Regions from separate parts of the Homo sapiens genome. Here region 1 is linked to region 2. A link is a contact called in ENCODE Hi-C or POLR2A ChIA-PET data. All regions are on one chromosome and are shown on one strand. The core of a region is the stretch at or near the end of the contact, and the rest is flanking DNA. Distances in the headings are between cores, read along the strand shown.

The links. Hi-C counts contacts between places; a loop is a spot of excess contacts on that map. ChIA-PET counts read pairs that join two places held with the same protein, here RNA polymerase II (POLR2A). Pooled maps may share reads with other maps.
Region 1: a map of PC-9 shows a loop between it and region 2 (6-fold over the local background). The contact joins two enhancer-like sites. A Hi-C loop is called at or near these places in 1 of 168 maps with a recorded cell type or tissue (PC-9) and 2 of 50 pooled maps. POLR2A ChIA-PET finds 5 or more read pairs at or near these places in 1 of 52 experiments (PC-9).

The regions. Positions count from the first base shown.
Region 1 is chr14:80,566,684-80,569,568 of GRCh38, reverse strand. The region is part of intron 20 of CEP128 (centrosomal protein 128); the gene reads left to right. Among named protein-coding and RNA genes, the nearest start is that of DIO2, 360 kb to the right of the region's middle. Within about 2 kb of position 1,333, at least 3 of the 41 ENCODE cell types and tissues checked have a DNase peak (open chromatin) inside an H3K27ac peak, as active enhancers do; they include PC-9, where a contact is called at or near this core.
Region 2 is chr14:80,433,665-80,436,502 of GRCh38, reverse strand. All of the region lies in intron 8 of DIO2-AS1 (DIO2 antisense RNA 1), which reads right to left. Among named protein-coding and RNA genes, the nearest start is that of DIO2, 220 kb to the right of the region's middle. Within about 2 kb of position 1,427, at least 3 of the 41 ENCODE cell types and tissues checked have a DNase peak (open chromatin) inside an H3K27ac peak, as active enhancers do; they include PC-9, where a contact is called at or near this core.

The DNA of each region.
Region 1 (2,885 bases), core at 84-2,583, 130 kb before region 2:
GTATAATTTTGAGTAATCAGACTTTTCTGAACTCCTACAACCACACTGTATCAGCATTCCATTATCCACAGGTAAGGTTGTGAGTAGCTGTCATTACCGGCGAAAACTGCCCAGGTGAGGCTATTAACAAACTCTCATCCAATTTATTCCTTCATTTCATAGACTTTGGAATTTAAGATCACTTACTTCCAGGGATGATTTTGAAAGCAATACAGTTGAGGATGCTTTGAGCTAAATCACTACTCTTTATTTATAGTCCTGAAAAGTAAAATGTTTTAGATTTAAAGTAATAATGTCCCTGAAATTTGTGACTTTAATTTGGGTAAGGAATTATTTGGGGGACCATTTTAAAAGTACTACATCATATCATTTTCTCTAAATGCAGAAATTTAGAAATTTGTTTGAAATTATTATAGTCAAATTAGTGCTGTTTTTATAGCTATTACTATTTATAACATTTTCAATTACTTTAAGATAATAGAGCTTTCCAACTCTTTTTCATAACTCACATCTCTCTCAAACAGCCGAAGCTACTGTTTAAACTTCCACCTTGGGAAGATGCTAGTCAGACTGCAGTGAGAAATCAGAGTGAAGCTCAGTTTGAAGAAAAAGCAGTTAAGTATTTCATAGGTAGGAATATTTAGGATATTTGGGACTGAACAGTTAATATACATCTGCTTTATTTTAGTGCATATAGGATAAGTCAGCCTTCATGTATGCTTCCCAGAAGTGCAGCTAAAAACTTAGTTGTTGGTTTTTTTTTCCCCTCGTTGTTCTTAGAAAGAAGAGTGTACCAATGATAATCAGAGGGCAGATAATCTGGTTACTTTAAATTGTTTAGCTACATTTCCCTTCTTACCTGCGCGTGTGTGTTGGGAAATGGAGATTAATAATAGTTTTAATCTCAGTCAAACTGAATTAAGAAGCAAGAAAAAGCTACCCCATCTCAGCCATTGTATTAGTTTAAGACTTTCTGCTTCGATGTTGATCATCCTCATCAGCAGCCCCTCTAGTGTAGAATGCTGAGGGGTAACTGAACACAGAAGCACACAGAAAGAATATGAGAGTGACGGGCAAGAAAGAGTCTCCATTACAATGTTCCTTGTGCATTAGTTCCTGTAAATGACTCTGCATGTAAATTATGATGTGGATTACTGGAATTGCCCAAAGGTAAGTCATTAATTCCAAAGGTGGACTATTTACTTGTAGCATTTAATGACTCAGCTGTGTGACATGCATGATAGTTAACAATCCAGTGCTGTAATTTAAAGACTCAGGAGAACACGGCGTGGGAGGAAGGATTCTGTGGTTATATGGGTTTCTCTGTAAACTTTTTCACCTAGAAGCCTAGGAGATATGTGCCCTTCGGGGAAACAAAGGAGATGTCAGCCTCAGGGAGTCTCATTAGACCAACTATATTCAGTGGCAGTCAGATACACAACCCTTTGTGTACCTGAAAATGAAAGCATACCCTCTTATTTTCCACAAGTTCTGCATGACACAAGCCTGCTCATAAATTATGCCATAATCATTCTTGCAATATGATTTGCATAGGAGTTCAGGGCATATGCCATTGATACATGACTAACCTCACGACTGGTGTCGTGTACTTTTTTTTTTTTAAATGTAAATCCTTGAAAAATATATGGTGTGCTGGTTTCTGAGTTGTTGGCCTTCTCCTGGTACTCCTCAATTCCTCTTTCTCCATCTCTTTGTGGGGACAGTCAGCATCTGAAATTGCACTGGTTGTCCTTTGCATTGCCCCTAGCCACCATCATAGTCTTTATTTTATCTGCAAATAATCTTTAGTTGTTCTCCAGTCCAGATGTCACTCACCTTTGTTACCTGTTACGAGCAGTTTCACTGGAGAATTTGACAGTCCCTGGAGAAAGATAATTCTGTCTCTTGCCCTTCATTTTGTCTGTAGTGATATTCTGTAGCACACACCTATGTACCACATTACGTTGTGCTTTAAAGGAAGAATCTTGAAATGATTATTTTAAAGGAAAATAAGGAAAAGAAAGCTCATAGCTTTGCTTCGTGATTTGAAATTTAAAGGGTAGTCTCAGAATTTTTGGTGTCAGTTTCATATAGCTACCTAGAAGTATGTATAGGGATTTTAAATAAAACCCTACCTTGCCGCTCAGGCTGCATTTTCCAGTCTGAAATCTGTCCCAACAAACCAATAGACCCCCATTTCTGTATCTTTCTCTTCATCTTCTTTGTTTTCCCCACTTGTATTCTTCACCCCACAAACCCGTACACATACCCCACTTCAATATAAATACAACCGCAGCCTTTCCTGAACAATGTCAAAACTGAAGTATAATGGTCAATAATCTCCTCATAATAAAACCACAAACTAAAACACCCACCAGAGAACACAGCAGAAGAAAGCTACAGAAGAACAACTGGCTGCCCTCAGGTCTCTGTCAAGGCAATAGTAGTAAATGACAGAACATATTGGAAATGTGGATCAACCACCTTGAGTCTGTTTTTAAATCCTGTGATTGTTTCTGCTTCTGGTTCTATCAGAGATTTGCCACACCCAGGTTGAAAATCAGGCAACAAGGACCATTATTGGGCTTCCCTGTAGGCTAGAACATGACATATCACTTTAAATTGGCTTTTCTTCCTAAGTCAAAATGTTGGTTTTTTTTTTTTTCCTTGACAACTTTTCAGACAAAATCTTTAAGCCTCGCTGTTTTTTTTTTCTTCAATATGTGTGTTGTGTTATTTTAGACGCTGAAGTAGGTTGTTTGAAAAGGCACATAAGCAGCCAGTGAAATGAATGAACAGAAATTGACTACAGGTATCTAATGATGGTTACAGTGAACACAGGATGATTGGGAAACCAGTGCAAGCTGCTCCAATGCCACCCATCC
Region 2 (2,838 bases), core at 178-2,677:
GATCAATTCTGCTGTTGAGTGACTCAATGTATTCTTTAGTTTGTCAGATGAATTTTTCAGCTTCTAAATTTCTGCTTGATTCTGGTTAATTATTGCAATCTCTTTGTGAAGTTTATCTGATAGGACAATACCTTCCCTGTGTTATCTTGGATTTCATTGAGCATCCTCAAAACAGCCATTCTGAATTTTCTGAAAGGTCACATATCTCTGTCACTTTGGGATTGGTCAGGGTTGCCTTATTTAGTATGTTTGGTGATGTCATATTTTCCTAAATGGTCTTGATGCTTTTGGATGTTCAGTGGTGTCTGGGCACTGAAGAGTTAGATGTTTATTGTAGTCTTGAAAGTCTGGGGTTGTTTGTACCCATCTTTCTTGAGAAGACTTTCCAACTATTCAAAGGGAATTGCCATAAGCGCATTAGGGGGCACCCCAAGCCCAGTAACACTGTGACTCTTGGAGACTCATAGAGGTAGTGCCTTGGTTGTCTTAGGTAAGATCCATGAGAATTCCCTAGATTATGTGGCAGAATCTCTTATTCTCTTCCCTTACTTTTTCACAAGTGAATGGAGTCTTTCTCTCCATGCTGAGCTGCCTGCATCTGGGGGAGCTGTGAAACAAGCACCCTTGTGGCCACCAACACCAGGACTGTGCTGGGTCACACCTGAGTCCAGCACAGTACTGAGTATCACCCAAGGCCTGCGGTGACTATTTTCTGGCTACCACTGATGTTTATTCAAGGCCCAAGGGCTCTTTAATCAACAGGTGATTAATTCAGCCAAAAGTTCGTCTTTTCCTTCAGTGCAGCAGGTTTCCTTCTGGCCCAAAGTGAGTTTGGAAATGCTATTCAGGAGCTATGGCCAGTGACTGGGGGCTTTAGAAATCTGCTTCGTGCTTTATTTTGCTAGGGTGGAACTGGTATCCATGTTGCAAGAGTCCTCTTTACTTTTCCCTATACTTCTCTCAAGCAGGAGTCTTTCTCCATGGCCACCACCACCCCAGGTCTGTGGTGAGTATCGCCTGGTTATCACTGATGTTTATTCAAGGCACAAGGGTTCTTTAGTCGGAAGGTGGTGAGTCTTGCCCGACCTGGGTCTTTCCCACAAGGATAACACATACCCTTCTGGCCCAAGGTGGGTCTAGAAATGCCCTCCAGGAGCCAAGGCCTAGAACTGGAAACTTTGGGTGTCTGCTTGGTGCTTTATTTTACTTTGGCTGAGCTGGTACCCAAACTGCAAGACAAAGTCTTTTTAATTCTTCCCTCTCTTTTCCCTAAGCAGAAGGGGTTACAGCCACCACAGCTGGAAAAATGCTGGGTCATACATAGAGCCAGCCAGGTTTTAGGTCTTGCCCAAGGCCCATGGTGACTGTTGCCTGGCTACCACTGATGTTTATTCAAGACCCAAAGGCTTTTTAGTCAGCAGGTAGTGAATTCTTAGTCAGCAGGTGATGAACTCTGCCAGGACTGAGTCCTTCCCTTCAGGGCAGTTGGTTCTCTTCTGGCCCAGGCTTGGTCTAGAAATGTCATCCTGGAGCTATGGCTTAGCATGGGGTCTTCAGGACTCTACTTGGTGCTTTTATTTTATTGTGGCTGAATTGGTATCCAAGTTGCAAGACAAAGTCTTTACTCTTCCATCTCCTCCTGGAACTGCAAGCTGAGTTACCTGGAGTTGGTGCAGGGGTGATGCAAGCACTCCTGTGGCTGCCCCAGCTGGTGTGTCACTGGGTCACCTGCATCCCAAGTTCACCGGCTCTAAGCTCAGCACAGCACCAGGACTTGCCCAGGAATTGCAGTCCTTTTTGCCTAGATTGTCTTTCCAGTTTGTTTAGAACCCCAGAGCACTTTAGCCCATGGTGGTGGGGCTAGTGGGAACTCAGGTTCTGACCTCTGGGATGGATAATTCCCCTCCAGCTAGGATTTGTCTAAATGCTCTCTCCATGGGAACTGGTGGAATCCTGCCCTGTGTTGCTTTCCGCTGGGACAGGGCAGTACTGAGTTGCAATGTAAAGTCTCACAGTCTCTTCACTCCCTCCCCCAAGCACACAGATTCTCTCTCCATGTCATGCTGTGATGCCAGCGGATATGGGAGGAGTGGTGTAGGCAATACAAGACCCTCTTCAGTGCCGTTTTTTCCTGATATAATGTTAAAACCAGGTACTGTAATTACTCACCTGATTTTTTTTTATTCATATGAGGGTGCTTTCTTGTGTGGATAGTTGTTAAGTTTGGTGTTCATGCAGTAAGGGACAATCACTGGAGGATTCTATTCAGCAATCTTGCTCCACTTCCTCCTCCCTTGTGCTTTTCTTAATACATACAATTTTTTTTTAAATCGTGGTCTTAACAACTGTCTTTTCAACATATTACCAAGTGTTCAGAGGTATGTTCCTCCAGTCTCTACCTGGTTACATTCTGTACCCTTTTTAGCACAGTTTGAAAGCCTGTGTTACCCTGTGTATTATTTTCCTGTGTATCATTGGGAAGTAATGTTGCATTTCAGTTTTGCCAGCTCTTGCAGCAAAGAGTTGCTTCATTAGACCAAAGTCCTGATTAGAATGATCCTTTATTCCAGAACAAGCATACACAAAATAGGTTATATTTCTTGTTAATGTTTATACAAATATCCAAAGAAGAGAAAAAGCATGCTTTAGTATGCTTAGCTTTACCTTAATTTTTGATACTTCCTTCAGAGCAGAATCGTATACCATGGAATATCTAGTAGTCAATGTAAATACAACACGGATCACGAATGTTTGTTAGTATTTCTTTTATTTTCCTTTTTAAAAAAATATTATACTTACCTTGAAAAAAACTATCATTTGTATCTACAGTTATAGAAT